Regions from separate parts of the Mus musculus genome. Here region 2 is linked to region 1. A link is a loop called in an ENCODE intact Hi-C map of the cell type or tissue named here. Cell type or tissue: heart. All regions are shown on one strand. Each heading gives the region's core, and the rest is flanking DNA. Links, peaks and the distances in the headings are about the cores only. Region 1 has its middle 170 kb from the start of Gm36595. Region 2 has its middle 19 kb from the start of Gm36827.

Region 1 (12,678 bases), core at 1,480-9,479:
AAAGGGATTTACTACCAATACTGAAGATCTAAGTTCCATCCTTGGGCCCTCCCTAGCCAAAGGATAGAAATGACTCTCTAAGTCATCCTCTGGCCTCCACACACCCATAAAGGACTGTGAACACATACAATGCACAAATAAATAGATGTAATTGAAAAGAAAAAGAGCTTAGATGATGAGTTCGGGTAGCTAGACATGGAAGTTGGTAGAAGGAGGAGTAGTAAATAAGCCCACAACAACCTAAGGTCTTGAAATATGCAGTAGATGTTTGCAAAGGACAGGACAGTTCTCCAAGATGTTCTCTCAATGAGAATTATACATGTGCCAATTTTGTGTGGAGGAAAAGGCGATGAAAAACTATTTTGTGCCACAGACTTCCGAAATCCCTCAAAGACAGGACAATGCCTTTGTGTGTGTGTGTGTGTGTGTGATTTATTTAAAAGTTTTGTAATAATGTATGGTATTAGAATTGCTTTGGGGCCATCACCCTGTAATGGCTTGAGGACAGAAGAAGAGAAAGACAGAAAGAGAGAGAAAGATGAGGGTTAAGAAGGGCCAAGAACAACATGTACCTCTAAAAGGCATGTTTCCAATGACTCGCTTTCTACAATTAAGAGCCTTCCTCCTGACACTTTTACCACTTACCAATAGACGATTGAGCTAGGAATTCATTAATTAACTCGTTCATGACCCAACTGCTTCCCAAAATCCACTTCTGAACACTGTTGCCTTGCAGAGCAAGTTTCAACAGACGAGCTTTGAGAAAAGCACGTGGGATTTTAACCACAATCCGTCCTCTGTACCAATTTCCAAGGCACTAGTGCAGCACACACAGCAGGTATTAATAACTGCTTGATGAGTTGACCTGATAACCTGGATAAGAGTCAACCATTCACTTCAGCAACCTTCTAAGTACAGTTGGGTATCAAATATCAGCACTGCCACACAGAAATCCAAGAAAATAAAGAATTCAAAAGTATTTGAGTTGTTTAATTCAGCATTAGAAAACAACCTCAAATCTAGTTTATTAAGAAAGAAAGAAAGAAAGAAAGAAAGAAAGAAAGAAAGGAAGGAAGGAAGAAAGTAGTGTTGGAGGTAGTTTAGTTGATGAAGGATCTGTCTCAAAAGACCTGAGTTCAGTCTCCAGAATCATTGTAAGGCTCTGGGACATAGTGGTGCACAATGGTAATAAGAGTACTGAGGAGGCAGACAGGAACATCCCAAGACTCATAGGTTAACTCGTCTAGCATAATTGGTGAGGTCCAGGCCAGTGTGAAACCCTGGCTCAAAGGCAGTAGTGTTCTTGAGAATGACAGCTGAGGCTGTCCTCTGGTCTCCATATACAAGTACATAAACATGCCTTAGTCCCCCTTTCCACCCCCCCCCCCCCCCACACACACTAACCCTTTTGGTTAGGGATAAAGCGTGGTTATCAGGGTGTTGTCAGTCCTACAAAAAAGTAGGTATGGTGGTAATCCCAATCTTTGGGTGGTACAGGCAGGAGGACCAACAGTTCAAAGTCATCCTGTGATGTATAGGAAGTTTCAAACCAACTGGGACACGGGAAATGTGTCTTAAAATGTCAAAACAGGGACAAAAACCAAACCAATCCAAACCCAACAGGTTTTGGGCACAATATTACATTTATTTATTTATTTTTTTGTCACAGACATTTCCAAAGAGTCTAAGGATCTATTACTTCTAGGGTATTTTATTCTTTTTTGCTTAGTTCTTCCAACTTCCATTCTTACCTTAAAGCATCAGTCTTTGTATCAAGCAGATTGCTTGGTGCTTCTCTGCTTGCATGGAAGGCAATAAGTAACTCTACTATTATCCACACTCCAGTTCTGGAGAGTCAAAAGCCCATGGGCTAGGTGGATGTTGTCTGAAGATCCAAGTCCTGCCAAGCAGATCCTTGTGTTCTTATGATAGAAACCCGAATCATATGTGTAGCTGCTCAGATAGGAGGTTTGTTGCTCTAGGTTTTGATTTTCTCCCACGGCAAGTACTGAGCAGTTGGGACAGCCCTCAGCTCTTGGTAGTAACATCAATCAGTGCCAGGCAGTTTTTGCTCCAACCCTTTGGTGTCATGACTTAGTCTCTAATACCAGCTAGTGTTGCATCCTGCACAGTATCCTGAGTCTTTAAGCCCTGGCTGCTCTCTGGAATGTCTTTCAGTGGCCTGGACCCTCAGTTTCTTGGCATTTTCAGTATTAGCTTCATGTGTGCCCTTTACACCTGGTTGCCCTTTGCATGCCATTACTTACTTGCATGTTGCTGTTGCTACCATCAACACAACAGCCCTCATTATTTTCACCACTCTGCACGGCTGCAAAGCATATGCATTCTGAGATCAATGATTTGTCTGGACTAACTTAAAATGCAGTAAGATTGGCTAGCTATGTAGCTAGAAGGGACTGTAAAGCGTGGGTATAGTATACTAACTGGGTGGTTCTAATTTATACCAATAGCCAGGCCAATGGCAGCCAAGAATAGGTATAGCCCTCCTATCTGCCAGTCACAGCTCTTTGCTGTGTAGGGGTTGTGTTCTTCTTTCCTTGGACTGGATTGATGACAGCCTTTGAAAGGTCATATCAACCAGACGTGGGGCTCTCTAGAGACGCTGTAGGCCAGGTCATCTAAAGTTCACTTGGGCTAGTCTTGCTCCCAGTGGAAGTTTCCACTGCTCACACAGGCTGTGGACTCCAAACAGGAGTCCTGCCTTCCGCAGCCGTCATTACACTAGCTCTTGCAGCTGGAGTGCCATTCTTTCTGGATAGCTCTCCATTCAAGGATATAAGGCATTAAGGAAGCTTTCTCAAATGGCATATTCTCAACAGTTTTATTTGTCCATGGAGAAACATCAAAAGGTGCTTATAGAAAAAGACTTTAACAAAGGCTTAACCAAAATTCTTAACAAGACTTAACAGTGATCAACAATGTTTAACCTTTGCCCCAATACCCAAGGTGGGCTGGGTCCCTTGATCTGTGTCTGTCGGAAAACATTTGGCTTCTGTGTATGGTGCTCTATATATGATTTTTTTTTTACTGATTATTCACAGCCTTAAACCATTTTGTACCTTTGTAGTCTTCGGACTATAAGAATTCCTTCAGCTACCTGCAGCTAAAAATAATGGCAGCTAGGCTAATTGAATAAAAGGCACCATCCTAAAGTCATGAACTGTGTGACCAGTGTCTTATCAATCTTGAAATAAGTCAGAGAGGGTGTAAGACAAGAATTCTACATGGATTATTAATTAAGTAGAAACAAAGCAAAAACCAACAACAGGAAAGATTAGTAGTGGTTACTCATGGGCAGCTGGATGACCCTCAAACCAAGAAGACAGCACAGCTGTGTTGGAAGAGAGGGAAGAAGAGCAGAGCATTTATTGGAACCACTGGTGTCTTAACAGGATTCAGGCTCATAATTTCCTATGTGACTCATCTAGCATTGCACAATCGATGCTTTGAAAGTCTATTTCCTCAAGACGTCGGCATGGTGTTACACTGCAGCTTCCTGATGCACATTTTTAACTCCTGTAGTTTCTTAAAACATGTTTCAGACTGCTGTGTTTACCTGTTGGATGGACTACTTTATATTCATTAAAAATGTCTTAAGAGCTTTACCACACACACTCATCCCTTTAATTTTTTTTCTCTGTAAGTCTAATTTAACTGTAGGAGTCTGAGCCATTAGCCCTTCAGTATTTCCTGTGTTATTTTGAGATTTTTTTTTTTTTCAAAAGAGCCTTTGGTCATGTGCTGAAAATAATTGTCAGTCAAATCATTATTCTTCATTGAGGAAGAGCCTGAAACTATGGGGTACTTAAAAACAAGCGGAGTGGGGGAATGAAGCTGTTCTAACCCCAAAAGCAAAATCTCCAATCTAGAAAAGTAGGTTCCTTTTCAATTGACAGCATAGAGAAACCAAACCACAGGTAGATGTACAAGGCGATGGGGCAGACTTCTGAAGGGATAGTGAATTTTAAAATGTGTTTTCTCTAGTTTGTGAGGTTTTTATCCACAGATGCCTAATCTTTATTAAGACTCGAGGGAAAAATTACATTCATATCCAAAGTTAGAAGGCTATTATTCCTCACTTTCAAGGATTTAACAGTAAGTTAAATCTCTATTATGGTTAGTACTTAATAACCTACTGTAAAATCATGACTTACTTTTCCAGGGGCTTAGCTTTCCTAAGAAATACATATGCTGATGAACACCGTGTGTCTGTTTACTCATTTGCCTTTTTATGTTAATAAAATTTCGGATGTTGTCACTAGAAGCAAGTGTTCAGTTTGCCAACATTCCTTTAGGAAATACACTATGTTTAGACAGTTTTAAAACAATCAGCATCCGGCTGAAACATCTGATAAACTGTAAAGCAGGAATAGGTACTTTAATTTTAGAGTAACTATGAGTGATTTCCTCTCCTTGCAGGTCTGCAGTTTCTTGTCCTCAGGATCCAGTACTGACTGAGAGCAAGTTGCCACTGGACTCTGCATGGACTAAGGCAAAACGTGTAAGTAAGACGCCTTTATCATCAGAGTCATGATCTCATTAAGTTTCTTGGTTTAAGGAGCATGAACTCTATAAATAATTCAAACTGTACTGAAAGAGTTAAAGCTTTGCTTTATATGACAAATCATGGCTTTGAGACAACTTGTCCTAAGTTCGTTCAGGGTGGAAAAATCTGAGGATGTTTAACATAGAGCAAAGTAGTTTAAGGAGATATTTCCAAAATTTGTGTTAGCCAAATAATCTCAAGGACATTTACGTTTGCATTCTTTCTTGTTCTCATCCTAGATGAACATAGGGTTTCCTTGCTTGACATGAAGAAATTAAGAACAATAAACTTGGCTCATCACTTCTGATCTCCAGCTAAGGTTATTAAAAGCACAAAAGTGCTGATTTACAACAAGGGTGTTCAGGCCCCATCTAACAATGCTCAGTCCAATGGTTGTGTGAAAATTCTAGCCTGTTTTCTTCCCCTTAGTGAGAAATCTTTGAAATCCAAAATGACTCTTATGAACTTCAAAAAGGTGTGATGGCCAATTGTTTAAGCCCCGGTGAGAAAATTCTCCCACGAGTTCATAGAACACAGTGTTATGATGTTAGAAACTCAAATGCCTTTTACACAGGATGTTAACCTCTCACAGAAGCCTGCTGCTGTGATGTGGGAAGTCCTGGCTTCCAGGTTTACAAGGATGAGGGCTGTAAACAGGATGCTGAGCGCCACCTAAGGACACAGTGCCTCTCCTTGGAGACATACCAAGGCTCAAAGTTACGAATGCAATGTTGAAGAAAATATTAGAAATTTTGAGCCTTTTCTCTTTGTCTTTTCCATATTTTATACATACTCAGAGAGAAAAACCTTCTTTTAGACATTAGACATTGATAACAATCTTAGACTAGCTTCCAGAAAGCATAATACACAAATCAGCTTTGTAAAAAGCAGTATATCCTTTTGTGATAACTATTAAAAAGATTTTGTGTGGTTACTTGAGTTCTCTTTAGATCTAAGATAAAAATAAATAAGAATTTTATGTAGCACACACAAACTACTTTTTGATTGAATACAAAGTTTTCCTTTATTTAATTTATAGAAATAACGCTTTAGACCTTAAAAAAAGAAAAAAACCAATGATTTTTTTAAAAAAAGAAAGAAAGAAAGCTATCTTATGGTAATGTTTGAAGTTATGACTGACTTTGCTGTGAACATTATGTTTTCAAGTATCATATCCCTGTCTTTTGGAAAGGTCTATAGCAAAGCACATATTAATAACTGCCTTTGGTGGGAACAGAGTCCAGAACGTCTAAAGAGAGACATATGAGAAAGTAAATACACACCTTGAGAATTGTCTCCCTGAGATCCTAATCAAAAGTGAGCAACTGTGGTCATTTGCCTCCCTTTAAAAGCCAGAAACTGCAAGGAATCAAAAGAAGGTAGCAACTTTGCAAAGAAATGTTTCCTTACCTCCAAACCCTCAGACAGTGATTATTCTGAGCCTTCATTTCTGCCTCCACCCTTTACCATGAAATGCTCTTCCCTCTGCCCTTCCCCCCCAAGCCCCCCCCCCCACTCCACCCCACCACACCTGTCCTGGCCTCCTTCTGGCAGCCTCAGGAGACCACTGCAGCACTATGTCATCCACCTCCTCTTTCCTATTCCTAGCCGGCATTTGCCTTTTGCTTCCAGGTCTTATACTCTGTATTGCCTTCATTTTCAAATGCCCTTTGAACATGTAAGCAAGACCATCTGCTGGGAAAAGGAAAACAGGAGCAGCAGCTGCCTCTGTCTTGTACGCTCTCCTCCTGATATAGAGTGCAACATAATTCACAGTCACCCATTAACTCCTAAGGGCACTCATTCTACAGTGTTCTGAAACCTACACATGGTACTCTTTGCACTTGCCCTCTCCCTTAGCCAGCTCCTGTAGCATCCCTCAGTCAAGATGCTACTTGTTGCTCCTGTAGCATCTATCAGACTAAAGACTAAGATAAACTTTTGAAGCAGAGAGTCCTGGTTTGATGAGTTTTCTGAAACAAACTGCTTATTGATCTTTCCTTGAAACTTTGGTTTCAAATCTGGTCCCTTCCCCTCTTTTCCCTTTCCCTGTTGCCGATAGATCCTCTATACTCAGCTGCCTTTGATCTCGTTCTAGACTACTCTTCCTCCAGGCTTTCTCATCCTGGCTGTCCACAGGTATATCTGTCTTGTGGCCATATTATTCCTTTACTTTGATTCAGTGATTTTATTCATTCACTACCAATGCATAATTGGGAGCCAAACGCAATCTTTGGATTATTTTTGGTAGCCAACAGTGACAATACAAGCAATGGGAGAACTGGTAGCTAGCTACAAATCTTTACCACTAGTAAGTAGCCAGAAATCAGATCTCAGATAAAATGTCACAGTGCAAATACAACACTGTTCAGGTAATCAGAAAGGAAACAGTTTGTACACTCCAATGGCAATGCATTTTAGGGGCAAAGATTGATTTGAAAAATGTTATTTTTACATTGTAAATATGATAAGAATCATTTTTTAAAAAAGATACCAGCAGAGATGACAGGGGGTAGGGTGAAGTCATTCTTTCCACTGGGACTATCCAAATTTTCACCTGAAATGGTGTGATCTACAGCTTGTTACTGCAGAGAGAAAAACACATACCAAGAGTAGGTGTGTAGACATGTTTGGAGCAGTTTGGCCATGACACAGTGCTCATGTGTACAGTAGAGACTGTTAACTATAACACAGATTATTACCCTCACATTACTGGTAATGTGGGTCATCTGGAAAGCAAGTAGAACTGTCATCAATCCACTCTTGTGTAGCTAACAAGCAAAAATCAAGTTCATTTGTCACTAAAACATAAGTGTTAGGGTCTAGAGAGGTGGCTCAGCAGTTAAGAGCACTGTCTGTGCTTCTAGAGGACTTAGGATCCTTTCCCAGCATTCACATGGCAGCTTACAACTGTCTGTAACTCCAGTTCCATGGAATCTGATGCTCTCTTGTGTCCTCCTCCATGAGCACTGCACAAATGTGGTGCATGGACATACTTGCCAGCAAAACACTCAGACACACTAAAAAATAAAATAAAAAAATAAATAAATAAATTAAACAACCCCAAGTATAAATCCATGCGATCAATTTAAAGTATGCAAATATATTTTTATTTCTGGGAGTGAATATTTCACGAAACATTTTTTTGCATAGTCATAATGGTGAATCTGAAGAGGTCAGCTCAGGACCTTTGGAAAATTCCACCAGGCCCCATCCCCTCCTAGAAGAGAGGTCATAAAGCACATAGGCACCCCTCCCCTCTGGAAGGGAGAGGCTGATTACATTCCTCAGAAAGAGCACAGGGGGCATTGACCTTTGTCTACCAAGAGATAAGGCAAGCACTTGCTACCTCATTCCCTAAGGACCAATCAGTTTAAAAGTCACACTGTTCTGCCAATCACATTGTGTCTAGTTGCTGATGCTCTATTCTGCCCCTGGAAACTGTATAAAAACTCGCTGAACAGGCCGCCTGGGTTTGCTGCCTCTCCTTCGGGTACAGGACAACCCCAGAGTGCTGGAACAATAAATTTCTCTTGCTTTTGCTTTGATCCCCAGCTCAGAATGGTTCACTCAGAGGGTCCCCAGGAGCTAAGGCTCATCAGAGTCTTTTGTTTTGTTTTGTTTGTTTGTTTTTGTTTTTGTTTTTTTGAGACAGGTTTTCTCTGTGTAGCCCTGGCTGTCCTGGAACTCACTCTGTAGACCAGGCTGGCCTCCAACTCAGAAATCTGCCTGCCTCTGCCTCCCAAGTGCTGGGATTAAAGTCGAGCGCCACCACTGCCCAGCTGCTCATCAGAGTCTTACAAATCAAAATATGTTATACATATACTAGTAATTCTCCATGATGTGAAACATACCTGTTCTAATGAACAGCCTCTATAGTTGTGTATATGTATGTGTGCATGTGCACATAGGTGCATGTGTGTGTATATATGTGTGTATATGTCTATGGAGATGAGAGGACAGCCTTTGGATTAGTATTACTTAGGAGCAATCCACTCTGTTTTTGAGACAGGGTGTATCAATGACATGGAGTTCACAGAGTAAGCAATGATAGCTGGCCAGTCCCAGGCATTCTCCTGTGTCTGTCTTTGCAGCCCTGAGATTACAACTGTTCCTACCATGCCCAGGTTTTGTTGTTTGTTTGTTTATTTGTTTTATTTGTTTTCATGAGGTCTGCATATCTCATGCTTGTCTGGCAAACACATTACTAACTGAAAGCTATCTCAAGCTATCTCGCCAGCCCTATGTGTGTGTGTGTGTGTGTGTGTGTGGTGTGTTTAAATCCACATTAGATTTATTCTACTCACTAAAATAGCTGAATGGTTGATAAATTTTTGTAACAAAAATTAGGACTTTATTTTGAGAATGTTTATTTTATTTCCCTATTTTTTGATTTGTTGATTTGTGATCCATTGAGGGAAAGTGTAATCCTTGTCAGAGAGAAGCATTTCTATAGAAGGGCTGTCACAGAAGGAAGCCAAGGATGAGATAATAAGAACATGGCAGCTGTACATTCAAAGGATCCTGTTTTTCTGTGCTCACCCTTGTAATTGCTACCTTATCTAGGATGCTAATCTCTTAAATGACAACATTAACAGAGACACAGGATACTCAAGATGTTGCTTCTGTCTCTCTTCCTCCTCATATCCTTTGTTTACCTTTGTTTATCTTCTGAGTCTTTCCTGAAAGAGAAAAGAGAGGCCATTCTCAAAGATTCTGACATTGTTATTGTTTTTTGTTAAAATAAGCATTGGTGTTTTTCTAATATGCTTCTTTCATTTTCTGAGTAAGTATCAAGGATCATTATATGGACCTTTCTCTCTCTCTCCCAGTACCTCCTTAAATAGTCATAAAAGCATACACATACTCATTACTGTCTGCTAAACTCCAAGTTTTGGGCAGCTATGCACAGGTACTTACAGTTTGTTCCCATGAGCCCAGGTATTGCTCTGAATATGTTAAGAACTCAACAGTTGCTTGTTGATGACTGTTGTGCAACAGCAACATTGAAATCCCCTTCTGCTGATTCTTTTCTTCCAAGTCTTTATACAACAAGCCTTTTAAAACTCATGACTTTCAATGGGGAAGCAGCTTTGGGAGCTTCAGTTATTGACCCAGTTAACGACTAGATGTCTGTGTTGAGAATAGACCACAGTGGTATATGTTGGGGTAAACTTGCCCAGTTGTGTACACAGTGGGATCCCCTGCAGTTGCCTCCTTGGGACCTTTCACCAGCTTACTGCTGACTACTGAACACTTCTTTTTTTTTTTTTTTTTTTAATAACTACATAGCACTTACAAGAACTTCAGCACAGGCTGGAGGGGTGGTTTATTGTTTAATAGTCTTTGTCATTTTACCATCCCTTGTGTTGGGACTTTAGAATCCATGTCCAGTGGCTTACAAATGTCTGTAACTCCTGCTCCAGGGAATCCTATGCCTGCTCCTGGTCTTTAAAATGACCTGCATACAGATATGCACATAAATTTACACAGATTACAGATAAGTAATAAAAATGAAAACAGTAAAAATAAATACTGTACACAGTTTAGTCCTCAAACACCGATCTCATTCATGCTCAACAATTTTTGCTTGGTAAAGAACAATGTCCAATGTAAAAGCACAAAAGCATTGAGTAAATTTGCATGTGCCTCTGATCAGGTGAATAAAAATGAGAATTCATACTTCTCATGGAGGTTGAAACATCTATGGAAAGGTTGCTTGAATATACATTCATTGGCTTTTCTGGGACTTTAATAATTTTAATAATAATAATTTTAATATTTCTCTCCTAGAAAGCATATACATTTACAAGGAAACTATAGAAGTTCTTTCTAATGTCGTTAAAAATAAAGGATTGAACAATTCTTAAATCTAGAACTAATATTATATGTAGGAAGGAAGATGCAAATATCAATGTTTAAAGGTGTGATTTGAAGATAATTTGAAAACAGCATCATATATTTTGAAGAATAAAATTGTAAATAAACACAGGAGTGGTACATTGCAATCCACATGGTCTGCCAGTTTCAGAAACAACTGATCTCATGACTCACTTTTCAACTACTTTCTCAGTCCCAACCTGGTCTTCTACATGTTGAGTTCATAAGAGTGAAGGGTTTGCCAGAGAGAAGCTTTAACAAAGAGACACGGGGAGGACGGTCACTGGGTTGTAAATGTTTTCAGTCAATCAGAGCCAAACCAGTCTTCTCTTAATTCTTTTAACCTTGTATATTTTAAGAAAATTTAACCCATATGTGTCTTAGTCACATACTCTGAAATCATGGAACTTTTAAAACAACTGTTTAATATCCAGAAAGTCGTTTTGACATTTTTGTCTCTCCCCTCATCTCCAGTCAAATCCAGATCTGCAAGTCTTCATTAGAAATTGATTTTAAGATCAAAGACAGAAGTTCTGTTTGAAACCTTAAACTGATTTTTCCTAGGGAAATGTTTAAAAGCTGGACACAATGGTACATGACAGACAACTATCACTGGGGAGACCAATGAAGAGGATGGAGAGTTCAAGGCCAGGCAGGGAAATAGAGCTTCAAAACTAAAACAAACAACGATGAGTAGTCCCTCTTAGATAATATGTAAATTATGTGAATATTTTTGTCACGTAAATATATTCAATAAGAGGATCTGAGACAGCTTTTATTTGGGGAAATTTGAAGTGTCAGAACTCTTTTGATTTTCAGAAGGCAAAATAACCAAATAAATTTGCCAAGTGTTCTTATCATGTGTTTCCATTCAGGGAGATCAGCTAAATTCATCCCATATTAGTCATATTATATCAATCAATGTTATATAGAGAGATATTTACTGTAAGTTATTGACTTAGGTGGTGAAGAGATGGCTCAGCAATCAAGAGCTCATACTACTCTTTCAGAGCTCAAACACATATAGACATATAATTGAAAAGCAAAAAAAAAATATTGGAAAGTGAGTTGGTTTCTATTATCAAGGAGAGGGGGGAGGAAATCTCAAAGTTTATGTTGCCCAATCTGAAGGCTAGCTGCAAATTTCAATCTCATAGCCAAACATCTGCACGGACGCACCCTGAATAATGACTCGGCTAATTATTGCATACTCCATTGCCAAGGCAAGTTGACACACTAACAATCAGTATGTCCCAGCAGAGCATTAATCATTGGAAACACCATGCTAACAATATATGCCCTGTTCTCTAAAAGCTCGTAGTCTGGAACAGGAAAACAAACATGCAAACAAAAGTTTTACGATGGAAGGTTAAAAGAAAAGAAATAGAGTTATCCAAAGGGCAGAGAAAGGGTGAGGTAAGAGTAATTAACTCTACTTGGTTGTGAGGAAGTAAGCCAGGTACTTGGTTGGAAAAACAAAACAAAACAAAACAAAACAAACAAACAAAACCAAATCTTGCTTTTCCTTTGTTCTAGGGTGAAAATATGTATCAAATAGATTAATAACAATAATTTTGTTCATTAATGTTCTATGTGCTGATAGATTTCTTGACAACTCATTCTGAACTTTAGTCATCTGCAAGGGAATTGTTATCATGCCAGTTTGTAATTGAGCAAAATGAGATTGGAAATGTTAAATGACTTGAAACTTTTTTTTTCTAGTGGATTTCAAATTCAAGGTCACTTGGTTAATTCAAAAGTCCAAGTTCAAAAGTCTAGTGGACATTGGTCTAGGTATGGTTGCACATACCTATAATTCAGGATGCAGAAGCAAGAAGGTCTTGAGGTCTGAGCAGGACTCCAGAGAGAAAGAGAGAGGGAGGGACGGAGGGAGGGATGGAGGGAGGGAGGGAGAGAGAAAGAGAGAGAGAGAGAGACAGAGAGAGAGAGAGACAGAGAGAGAGAGAGACAGAGAGAGAGAGAGAGAGAGAGAAACAAAACCCCAAATAACACAAAACTAAATAAAACAAAATCAACTTTCTAAACCCTGTAAACAGAAGTCTATGCCTGCATCAGTCACTATTGCATCTGGTCTCTCATTGTGCAGCACTTATTACAGCATTTTGGGGTTTAATCTTAGCACAGGCAATATCATTGTAGTTCTAACTTTCTATTTCAAATGAACTTGGTACCTATTATTTCAACGAGGAATGTCTGAGGGACAAGCTAAC
Region 2 (12,678 bases), core at 2,537-10,536, 400 kb after region 1:
ATTTGAATATGATTCACTCAATAGTTTCAGACATTCTGGGAAACATCAAGGGGATAGGACTTCAAACTAACATTCCAATCTAATACCATGCATCTCGGGTACTAGCTAAAGTTTGTTTTATGGAGTTATGAGCTAACTGTCTTTCTTTTATACCCACATATGTACATGTGGATTAAACCATAATGGAATTGGACAAGTTTAAAGTGTGTCTTCAGGAAGTAAATGAACTCTCTCTCTCTCTCTGTATGTATATGCATTTGCACACGTGTGCTCATATAGTTTTAATTTAGCTATTGCAATTAGCCACTGTGAAAGGGATGATAGTTTTGAAACTTACTGAAAGAAAACCTGAGCTACTAAGAGGAAAGACATTTCCTAGTTTATGTAAATTTCAGCACAATAATGTTCTGGTTTACAGAAGTGGGTGGGTGCTGAGCACATGTAGGTGCCATGTTTGCAGCTGGCATGTGGCAGAGTGAGAACAAGTGAACCTCACTTAGGAAGGCTGAGCCATGAGAGTCTCTATTTTAGCTCCTCATAGCCATCAGTAGAGTGCTAGTATATAACACCACATTGCTTTTCTTTCCTTATACTCAAGTTACTTAAATGATGTATTGAATACAGGTTATAACCACATTAGTTTTAAGCATCCACCACAGAGCCCTCTTCACAGTCAGGGTCATACACAGTACTCCTGAGATTTCTACTCAAGGAGCTCATTAAGTATAGAATGTGAGGGAAATCAAGTCAGAGGCATGGGTATAGGTCAATACTGTACATTTAGCTCCATGTGAAAATACATGCTAAACCTGAGACTAGAGAAAGAAATATTAAGTTTGTTATTTTGTCAAAATCCTGTTAATTTTGTTAATTGTGTATCATAATGAGTATATACATAAGTAGTAAATGAAAGAAATAAAAGTCAATATACAAAGAAAAAACCAAAACCCTTCAACACAGAAATGAAAATTACATTTTGACAATTTTTTGAGAGAGTGTCTCACAGTGTAAGCCCTGTTGTACTCATTCTATAGACCAAAATGGCCTTGAAATAATATAGGTAAACTTGCCTCTACCTCTGCCTTTCAAGTACTTCAATTAAAGACCTGCAACATCACACCCAGCAGAAACAAATTCTTAAAAAAGCAATTTATAAACCTTATCTTAAAGCCAATTACCACATATGCATAACAAAGTATAAAGTTGTTTCAAGGAGAAGCCCAGAATACACAACAGATAAGAGCACTTGCAGCTTTCGTTGCGGACCCGAGTTCTATTCCCAGCATCCACATGGTGGCTACAACCATTTGTAGCTCCAGTTCGAGGGAATCTGGTGGTTTTGTTCCTAACCTCTGTAGATACCAGGCATGCATGTGGTGCACATACATGCATTCAGGGAAACAGTCATGCACATGAAATAATATAAGTGTAAAACAGCTTTACAACTTTTCAAAATTATATTCATGGAGAAAAATACTTAACAAGTCAAAAGTTCAAATAAGTTATTCCTGGATTTTTTTTTAAGTTTTATAGGTTCTTAGAAGGCTAATTTTCACAAGTGACATATGTATGGGAAAGCTGCAGGGATTGGCCGCATGTTTGCTAAACAATTGATATTAGTTATCTATTTGATGAGTGATTGAAAAATCTTCTAGTTTTTACATTTTAAAATTCCACCAACATTATTCTAGAATAAGACTTTCCAGAGTCCTTTAGTAGGAGAATTCAACTTCCTCCTTTCTGTGCTCTGACCCTAAGTCAGGGTACTTTAGAGCTGGTGACAACTGATCTCAGTAAAGTCAGGTTGCTTCTAGTTACATCTGTGCACCAAGCGAGACTTTGAAGCATTTGTCTGGAGACTCTGTCATTTGATGTGAGATCACGGCAGACTTATTCCTCAAAGTTTCTCTTCCTCTGCAGATTTAAGTGCACCATGAGGAGTGCGAGCAGATATTCTACTTTAATAATTTCTCAGTTAAAATAGCACCCCCCAAAGATAATCATCATTCTGTCATCATTTATTATATTCTAATAAATAGGATATTTTAAATACTTATCTTCCACATAAAATACTCCTTTTAAAATAAGCAAGCCCCTTTCTCAATCAACCTCAGAATATTCCAAATTAATTGTTGTCATCAACTATAAAAATTGCAAAATAACTAATTCTGCATACCTATCTGTTTACTATGTTAGAAGCTGGAAAGATTGCTCTGAAAGACTGATCTATTTAACATTAAAGCAAGTTCACCAGAAGAAAAGAGTTGTGGTGTATCAAATAAGAGAGTGAGTGCATTAAAGAAAAAAAAATAAAAATTCAAACTGCCTCTTTTAGAATTTACACCAACATGCCAGTAAATGACTCAAATGTTCACCCACTTTTAGAAATTATAGATTCACAGGAAGGCGTGAAAGCAGTATAGAAAAGCAGAATGTATTTTTCACCCATAGTTATAACTTACACACCATAGTACAGATTCAAGATAGGACATGTTGACACTGAGAGTGCTAGAATGTGTGTATGTGTGTGTATCTCTCTGTGTGTGTGTGTGTGTGTGTGTGTGTATGTCTGTGTGCATGTGTGTCTGTGTGTGTATGAATGTATAAATGTATGAGTGTATAAGTTTATATGTATGAATGTATATGTGTGTATGCATTGTATGTGTGTATGCATGTGTATGTGTTTATGTGTATATGTGTGTATGCATGTGTATGTGTGTGTTTATGTGTGTATCTGTATATTGTGTGTATTGTGTGTCTGTGTATGTGTATAAGTGTAGTGTGACACTTTTTCCCTAAATATATTCATAGCGTGACCATGTCACTCAAAATACTGAACTGTTCTATTACCACTGAGATTTCATTTCACTTTATACAGTTATATACTTACATATTATCTTGTTTCCATGAGACCATCACACCATTCCCAGGTTCCCACCATTACCATTCTACTCCCTACTATGGAAGATAAATTTTAGTTAAAACATGAAGGTGTTAGCAGGCAGTATTTGTCTGTCCATCTTCCATCCTTCCTTCTTTTTCTCCCGTTTTTCTTCCTTCCTTTATTTGTTTTTGTTCTATTTTCTTTTCATTTTTTTTTCTTTTCTGTGGTTCTTGTAACTGAACCAAGTGCTTCAAGCATACAGGGCAAGTGTTCTACCACAGAGCGATCTCTCCAGCTCAGTTTGGTTTTTGGGGACTGAGTTATTTTTCTTAACATAATGTCCTCTAATTTTCTCCCCCTTGCTACCTTTTTATATCACTGCCACATGACAGTGCCCACCCCCACCACCATCTGTAACCTCTACAACCACTAATTTATTCCCCATCTCTGTAATTTTATCAATTCAAGCACGTTACATGGTATCATACAGCATGTGACCTTTAGACATTGTTTCTTTTCCCTCACAGCATGACACTCTTCCACATTGTCTGAGAAATCACCTCACATAGCGAGGTAAGTACTGCCCCATATGCTAACGGCACATTAGTTTTCAAGACACAGTAAACTGCTTGCCAGAGTAGCCACATGATTCTAAATATGCACAAGCTTTGTAGGAAGTAATTCCACATCTCCTGCAGGATCTGCTACCACCTCAGTCTCCACAGGGGAATCACATTGTGGTTTTAAATTCTATTTCCCTAATTTAAATACTGTTTCCGGTATTTACTGTCATCTGTATCAATTTTTTTCCCCCAAAGAGACAGTACCTATTTGTTTTAAATACATTCACAGGACGGCAAGTGATAGTACGGAATACCAAGTGATTTCCTCACATAATAGGCGTACTCAATAATCACATGTTAATGATCTTACATGGTATCTTTTGTGATAAAATTCTGGGTTCTGCATAGGAAAATTACAATGTATTCACTCTTCTATAGTTAATAACCAGTAGCTGAGACAGAAGAGGTAACCTACATGTTAAGAATACTTGCTGTTATTGCCAACTATCCAGGCTCAGTTCCGAGCACTTATATCAGGCTGCTTAACAACCAGCTTTAACTACAGGTCCGATGTCTTCTTAACTCCTTCTGGCTTCCATCAGAACCTGCATACAGGGGGTATACATGTAGGTTAGCACACATGAACATGCGCGCACACACACAAACACAAAGACATATCTGCATGCACACACACACACACACAGAGAGAGAGAGAGAGAGAGAGAGAGAGAGAGAGAGAGAGAGAGAGACTGGAGACACAGCTCAGTAGTTAATAGGACCTATTACTCTTAGAGAATTCAACTCCCAGGCCCCTCATGGTGGTTCACAATTACTTTTGGCTCCAATCCCCCCTCTGACCACTGCAGAAAACAAGAGCACATATGGTACACATACGTAAAGACAAAACACTAACTATAAAATAAAGTGAACAAACTTAATTTCAAAAATGAATGAATAAAAATAATCACTAGCAAAGTTAAAGTGGCAGCCTAAACAGCAACAGTACAAATAATGCAAACTCAATAAAGAGAAAAAATCCTTAAAATTAAACCCTAAATATTTCCAAATGAATTAAAATAACTAAAGTTTAATTGTAAGAAAATACAATGGAAATGTTTATAACAATATTTTGCTCAGAAAAATTATACAGAATAATTTGCTGCACTATATACACTCATAATTTGAAGAATTAATTTTTCAAGGCTTGTTTTTACTTTGTCAAAGGAAAATTATAGACTTGGCACAGTGTAGTAAAGACTTAATACAGGAACTTAATGGTGATGTGACAGTTAATAAAACTATATCTTGAAAGTAGCTGGCAATGCTCTGGATGATAGTTAGCTTAAATGGAACAATTTGTTAAATCATTCAACTAATGCTTAGTAAGCATCCATTGTATAGCATTATCAAGTATGTACTGTGAAACTCTTGTGGTCGATGCCATATAAAAAGTTACATGCTTCTGTGAGATTTAAAATGTAGCAGAGAAAACACCAGCGCTTAAAAAAATGGATGATATCTTATGATCCAGTATATATATTTACATATATATATATATATATATATATATATATCAAATTAGTTTGAATGTTTACTTGAAAATACTTTAAATTCTTACATTGAAAACATAGAAAACACAGAAGTGGATGCTCACAGTCAGCTATTGGATGGATCACAGGGCCCCCAATGGAGGAGCTAGAGAAAGTACCCAAGGAGCTAAAGGGATCTGCAACCCTATACGTGGAACAACAATATGAACTAACCAGTATCCTGGAGCTCTTGACTCTAGCTGCATATGTATCAAAAGATGGCCTAGTCGGCCATCACTGGAAAGAGAGGCCCATTGGACATGCAAACTTTATATGCCCCAGTACAGGGGAACGCCAGGGCCAAAAAGGGGGAGTGGGTGGGTAGGGGAGTGGGGGGGGGCTTTTGGGATAGCATTGGAAATGTAAATGAGGAAAATACCTAATAAAAATATTAAAAGAAAAAGAAAACATAGAAAAATAAGAATCAGATGAAAAGAGACAGTTGGTTTAAAATGGTTGAAGTCAATATTTTGTACTCTGTAGTTACGTTATTTCCGTTCATTTTGATAGATCAATTTCTCTAAAGATTGGAAATCTTTGGGGCCAATAAAAATACCCTGAATATCTTCTGTGTCCTGTCAACATTCACATATCTTTATTATCTAATAATAAGGTATACATCCAGATACTATGCTGTATAGTGGGCCTGACTGAATGGCATATTAGAATTCAAGAGGGAGCAGATTTGATGTACAGTCTGAGAAACAGACTAGAGGGACCAAGGAAGCACAAAAGGCTTATGTCGGATACTAGTGAACCTCCCTCAAGACCTCGGCAGAGTTTTCAGGAAGAAACCGTAAAGAAGTGTTCTATATTCACCTCAGGACTGAAGACAAGAACACTGAAAAAAGATGTGATTCGGATACAGAATTTTTTGAGTAGCTCCCGTTTGAAAGGGGTAAATGAAGTGCGTTAAAAATATCCACCCCTCTGAGAATATCCAAAATAGAACTTTCCTTTTGAAAAACCAGAGAGATGTGCTGGGATCCTTTTCAAGGTCACTTTAACCTCTAAGAAATCAACGCAGTTTCTGTTGTGAGAGCAGGGTCGCCTCCCCTCCTACCCTTCCTTATCCTGATCAGGTGATGTCTCAGGCGGCAGCGATTCTTTTTTAATGTAACAAACAGTGCCATCTACTGACCAACTCATGCTACTGAAGCGGTAAATATTCTAGGACAGTAATTTGATCTGTGATAGGCCATTTGTCACAGTCTACGGAAGTCACATTTTACACGTGCTTATTCGAAGCTACAAGCAGGACAGGTGCCGTCTGTTTTGATTGTCAAGACTTTTTTTTTTTCTTTTTAGTACAAGAAGAGATTGAGGTCCAAGAAAACGGATCATTTGATCGTAATTTCGACTCTGTGGTTTTTTGTAGAGAGTACCACTTTGAACTGAATTCCCCTGAATGGAAGGAAATGTCACACTTTAGAAGTGTAAACAAGTCTTCAGAGTTCTAGAGCCTCGGAGTAAAAGCTAGATGGGGATGAGGGATGAAAAGGTGTGAGGTCCGTAGAGCAAAGCACACTGCCCAATGACGGACAGTCTGGGGAGAAGGAAAATGCTCACGTGGACTGTCAAGTCGGAGAATGAAAGGAAAATGAGCCAAGGCTATTTTATTTCTCCCCCTTTAATACTATAAAGCTTGGAAATATTTAGGTCAGTCCCATGTGTTCCTACATAGGCATTATCAATAATTCCATCTATTGTGTTGCAAGTTGTATGGTGTCAATAATCAGTCACTTACAAATTTATGAGAGTTAGGCTGAAGTAAGGATGGATAATGCAGTGAAAATCTCCCTATACTTTGATTAATGAGAATTAAGCCCCATTTGGTTTCTATTTGCACCCAAATCAGGAGAGTGTTGTTACTGTTATTGTTGTTATAGGCTGCATGCAGATATTACACTGAACAGTTCCATGGTTGTGGCATTCATGCTGTTTTCCTATAAGCTTCTGATTCTATAAATGGATGTAACCAATATCTGTGGGATGGAATATTTGTAAAAGAATATGCTACCTTCTCCTTTAAGAGAGAGAGAGAGAGAGAGAGAGAGAGAGAGAGAGAGAGAGAGAGCAAGAAAGGATGTTGATTTTGTGTATAGGGAGATAGGGAGGATCTGGGAGGAGCTGAGAGAGGAGGAACTATAATAGAATATATTTTATGAAAAAATATATTTTCAATTAAAAATATACTATTTTCTCATTTAAGATAGGAATGAGCAAGTTGATAAAATGGGTCCAGATGTTTGTTTCCGTTGTTGCATTGAAGCTCTTGAAACTGTATGAGGCACATTCTCAAATTATATAATATATATCAAATTAGGAAATGAAAGTAATCTATCAGCCAGATGAATCATATTCGGGAGGGTTTCTGAGAATAATACTCAAGATGTACAATATTACCAATCTTTGAAACACAGAAGAAAAAGAAGGAGAAGAAGAAGAAAAAGAAGGAGGAGGAGGAAAAGGGAGGAGGGGGGAGGAAGAAGAGGAGGGGGAGAAAGAGGAGGAGGAGGAGAAGAAGGAAAAGGAGGAGAAGAAGAAAACAGCAGCACAGAAGGCAAGTTTGACAGCAATGCGACCATTCAAATGCACACGATCTCAGTCTGCATACAACCACCTCCTTCCATTTCTCAAACCAAAGGCTTCCAAAGAGCCAGGAATCTACAGAACTAATGATGTCAATGACCATAGCAACGCAAGCACTGGAGGGGTGCGCTTTCTTCACAGGACACTGTCCTGAGGGTTGTTAGTAACACTGAAACTTACTCTGGGATTAGACAAGGACATATGGTGGAGGCAGAAGGCAAGTCTTCACAGAGATGCCTCTTGGTGATAGCTCAGGACAGACCTGAGAAATGCTGACAACAGCTGCTGGAGCAAGTCACAGACCCACAGAGCATGTGGAATAGCACATGGAACCTGGCTCTGGGCCTCTGTAGTGGGGTTTGTTTAGGATTTCAAAATAATTCAGACTCAGCATCTGCCTACTCTCTTATTTGGTGATCTCTTCTCATTTTAACATTTGATCAGAAGAAGAATTGGAATCATGATTCTAATTCGTTTTCCAAGCTCAGAATGGATTTTTGTGCTCAATTTGGAATCCATGCTATTACAGGTGTTTTGTTTTGTTTTATGTTGTGGATTTTTGTTGTTGTTGTTATTTTTTATTTTTTTATTTTTTGGTTTTTCGAGACAGGGTTTCTCTGTATAGCCCTGGCTGTCCTGGAACTCACTTTGTAGACCAGGCTGGCCTCGAACTCAGAAATCTACCTGCCTCTGCCTCCCGAGTGCTGGGATTAAAGGTGTGTGCCACCATGGTCGGCTTATGTTGTTTTAAAGAACATTGTCAGAAGTCTTACAGTCATTAAGATTAGGCTCATTTGAAAATGACAAAAGAATCCAGAGATAATACAGTATGAACATGTTTCCCCCTCTTTCTGCTTTCTTTCTCTCTATTGCATGAATGATATCAAAGCTCTGCACCAAAACTTTTACTATAGGCTACTTGTAAGAATAGAAATCAAGTCACACCAATAAAGATAAAGATGTACACAGCCAAACATTGGACTGAGTGCAGGGACCCCAAGGGGAAGTTAGAGAAAACACTGTAGGAGCTGAAGGGGTTTGCAACCTCATAGGAAGAATAATAATATCACCCAACCAGACCCCCCAAAGCTACCAGGGACTAAACCACCAACCAAAGAGTACACAGAGAGTACCCATGGCTCTAGGTGGATATGTAGCAGGGGATTGCCTTATCTGGCATCACTGGTAGGGGAGCCCCTTGGAGGCTTGATGACCCAGGATAGGGGTACTCTAGTCTGCTGAGGCAGGAGTGGGTGGGTGAGTGGGTGAGCACCCTTATAGAGGCAGGGGGAGAGAGCGGGGAATAGGGGGCTTGTGGAGGGGAAACTGGGAAAGGGGATAACATTTGAAATGTAAATAAATAAAATAAAGAATAAAAAATGAAAAAAGATAACCAAGTGCAAAAAAAAAAAAAAAAGAAGAAGAAGAATAGAAATGGCTTCATTTAAATTCTATAGTTAATAGACTGTCTTTGGAGTTTGATCAATTCTAAATCTGAGAGAAAAAGGATGTGCGTGTGTGTGTGTGTGTGTGTGTGTGTGTGTGTGTGTGCATATAAGTGATTAAAGATGAAGAATCATGCACAAATTTTATGGAAACCATGGGAACAACTAAAAAAGAATACTTCTGCAGCAAAGCACAAAGGCCAGAGAACTTATTTGCTGGGGTTTTTAAGCACAAATAGATTGTTAAGGAGTTCTAAAAATATGAAATTCACTAATTCCATATTCACTAATTTTAAAAATAAGAAATTCTGTTGCTTAACCATACAGCTTCTCCTGTAAGCTTATCTTTAAGTTCAGCTAATAACTCCCTGATATGTTCGTATAAGAGTTTTCCTACTGTTACATTATAAGGGGTGTGTGTGTGTGTGTGTGTGTAAACAAATTTTTGGAAGGTTCTCATCCTACAATGAAATTCCTATTGAAGAATGTGCCTATGCCGTTTTAGAGTGGCAGTAATAACCACTGTCTATTTCAATGGGCCACAATTGCTCAATTTTGTAAAATCCCATTAACTTAGAGAAATCATATTTTTTTCTATTTTATTCTTATTACTCCTAAAAAGTGAATTCAAAGTCAAAAGTATTGAGAAGCTGGGCTTAACTTTAAGTGGATGAGACTTCTTTGAGAATGGGAGATGTGATTCCAAGTATGCTCACTTATCCTTTATGATATAACTTTCTCACTAGACAGAGTTCTGTAATCATCCAAGGGCAGAGCTCAAGTTAATGTAATTTCCAAGGGGAATTTGAAGAACAATCTTAACTGTACAGGGATTTTTAACCACTTTCATTGTAAGATGTGTACAACATATAGCAGATTCGACTGTCGGCTAAGGAACAGACTGAAGAATCTAAAAAGTAGAAATTGTTGCATATTGAATGATTTTTAATTTCTTTAACAAATACTTTTATCATTTTTAGGAAGCTATGTTAAGAAAAAAATGCAAATAAAAACCACAATAAAAGGCCACCTCACAACCATTAAATACTAAAATAAAAACTTGCTTCAGTGTTGACCAGGAGGTGAAGACATCTGAAACACTGCGCACTGTCAGAAGGATATAAAATAAGACACCACTTGGAAAAATAGTCTAGTGGTCCTTCAAATCTTTAAACCTGGACTTCCCATAAGACGTGGCAGCCATCCTACTCACAGGTATGTAGCCGTGAGAAATGAAGTTAAATTACACCCAAACCTTACACATGGACAGAGGCAGCATTTAAAAGAACCGCGACAAGCCAAAGATCCACCAACTAAAGAAAGGATAAACATTGTAGAAACACAGAGAGAAGTAGTGTTCAGAATAAAATTAAGTGCACCAAATATTCTACACCATGGACAAAACTTGTAAACATTATGCAACATGGAAGAAAACACACACACACACACACACACACACACACACACACACACACTTATCATATCTATTTGAAACATCCAGAATAAGCAAATCATGAGACAATAAAGATTCCTAGGACTGGAAACATGGAGTACATTGTACACATCAGGGAAGGAGCACAGGACAGGTTCTAAATGGAAGTGTTCTAAAATTAATTGAGCGGTCGATGCTGAACTCTGAACAAACTAAGAGAGAGGCAAAAAAGTGGCAAATTCTTTTAATGTAAGTAGTGAGTATGGTATTTGAGATTTACTTCAATAAAACTACTTAAGCCCAAGTGGCTAGAATACTTTCTATCTTGAAGTAAAGCAGGTCAAGAATAACATTCAAAAATTTGAGTAGAACATTCATAAAAACAAAATTAGACTGTACCAGTTACTTGTTAAGTCATGAATCACAAATCAATGGGGGTAATTTCTAACAAACCTGTGCTTACAAAGAAGGGACATAGAAGCTAAAATCCTGTAACTGAGGAGACTCGACTGGAGTTATCCTCAGCAACAAATCTACCTATTAAACTAAGAGACAGATATAAGAGTTGAGAATGTGTCTGCTAGTGAATATTCACATGTGAACTTAGATTTTCCTCATGTAAGATAGTGGTTTTAAAAATGTAATCTGTACACCAAAGTAAGGTGAACTCTAATCTTCTGTAATTTCTGGGCCGGATGGCCCTAGGCAGTGGACTATGTATCCCTAAGTTCCTTTCTCAGCATTTCTTAATAATAAGCACTGTGTAAGTTATAATAATATAACTATAATAATCTGAAGTGCCCCAGTATCCAATATGCCTTCAATCTTCTGGGCTTGTTACTTTGTTTATTTCTTTATTCATTTAAGAACAAACGAGCACACATTACTCAAGGTATCTACCCTCTGGCCATAAATTATAGGCAAACAGAGACGTTAGCACAGCTGTCTTCTACCGAGATTACAACCTTGTGGTAAACTGCTATATGACTCCATCAGCAATGGATGTTGGTGAAGCTATGAAAGATAGTTGTCTCATTGCAAAGGATACAGCATCTCATCCAATGGAAAACTATACCGGTTCCTTTAGCATCAGTGAGCCATGGACCAATGCCAGTGAGACATTTCAGTTCTCTGTAGATCATACAAACATTTGACCTACAAGATATCACAGTTCATTGTATATTTCACGTTTTGAAGTGTTTCATTTTATATTCCCTTGTGTTGGGCTTTTAATCTCTGAGAATACAGGTTAAATTTGTGCTTCTTTTCTAAGTTTTTGGGGGAAGTTCTACAAGGTTGTCTCAGGGGGAACTAGTCATGCTACTTCCTGATGCTCCTGGAGAAGCAGTATCGCAGTGGTGATATTAAGCAATAAATGAGTGTATTGAGGATGAACATATTGCTTTGAAGTAGTTTTTATTCTTACAAGATAAAAGGATGACTTTCTTTTTAACAAGCAAACTTCTGGATCCCATTTGGGAAGGCATATCTACACACACAACAAGAAGAGTCAATGTAATAAGAAAAGATTGAGAGTATTAGGAGAAGAAAGGATGTAAGAAATACATGTGCTTAATGCTCTTTGGGAAATAATAGGTATTACAAACAACCATACTTTCAGATTAAAGCAAGGAGATGATATCTTATCAAACTTCCGAAGAGATAAGGGTGAAGAGCCTAAACCATGTTTGCATGTAGACAAACCATACACTGGCCTAGGATCAGCAATGGAAATCCCCTTCTTCCACCCCCACATAGCAGGACAATAGATGTCAGTCAAATATTTGGAGGATACTCATTACTAAGCATCCTTCTTTTTTTTTTTTTTTTTTTTTATTACGTATTTTCCTCAATTACATTTCCAATGCTATCCCACAAGTCCTGCATACCCTCCCCCCACTCCCCTCCCCACCCACTTCCACTTTTTGGCCCTGGCATTCCCCTGTACTGGGGCATATAAAGTTTGCATGTCCAATGGGCCTCTCTTTCCAGTGATGGCCGACTAGGCCATCTTTTGATACATATGCAGCTAGAGTCAAGAGCTCCAGGATACTGGTTAGTTCATAATGTTGTTGCACCTACAGGGTTGCAGATATCTTTAGCTCCTTGGGTACTTTCTCTAGCTCCTTCATTGGGGGCCCTGTGATCCATCCAATAGCTGACTGTGAGCATC

Evidence for each region. Hi-C counts contacts between places; a loop is a spot of excess contacts. Peaks named below come from ENCODE experiments on the same cell type or tissue, not always from the same donor. Only the 100,000 strongest peaks of a DNase experiment are listed, where the experiment ranks them.
Region 2: it touches region 1 in a loop (2.1-fold over the local background); 2 of 42 quality-filtered maps call a loop at or near these places.

Annotation. Positions count from the first base shown.
Region 1 is chr10:56,594,966-56,607,643 of GRCm38, forward strand. No RefSeq gene overlaps it. Among named protein-coding and RNA genes, the nearest start is that of Gm36595, 170 kb to the left of the region's middle. In heart, for the core only: a CTCF peak has its summit at 5,240; DNase peaks (open chromatin) are centred at 2,666, 3,386 and 5,186.
Region 2 is chr10:56,995,362-57,008,039 of GRCm38, forward strand. No RefSeq gene overlaps it. Among named protein-coding and RNA genes, the nearest start is that of Gm36827, 19 kb to the left of the region's middle. In heart, for the core only: a CTCF peak has its summit at 6,182 (motif pointing left); no DNase peak of the experiment used is centred there.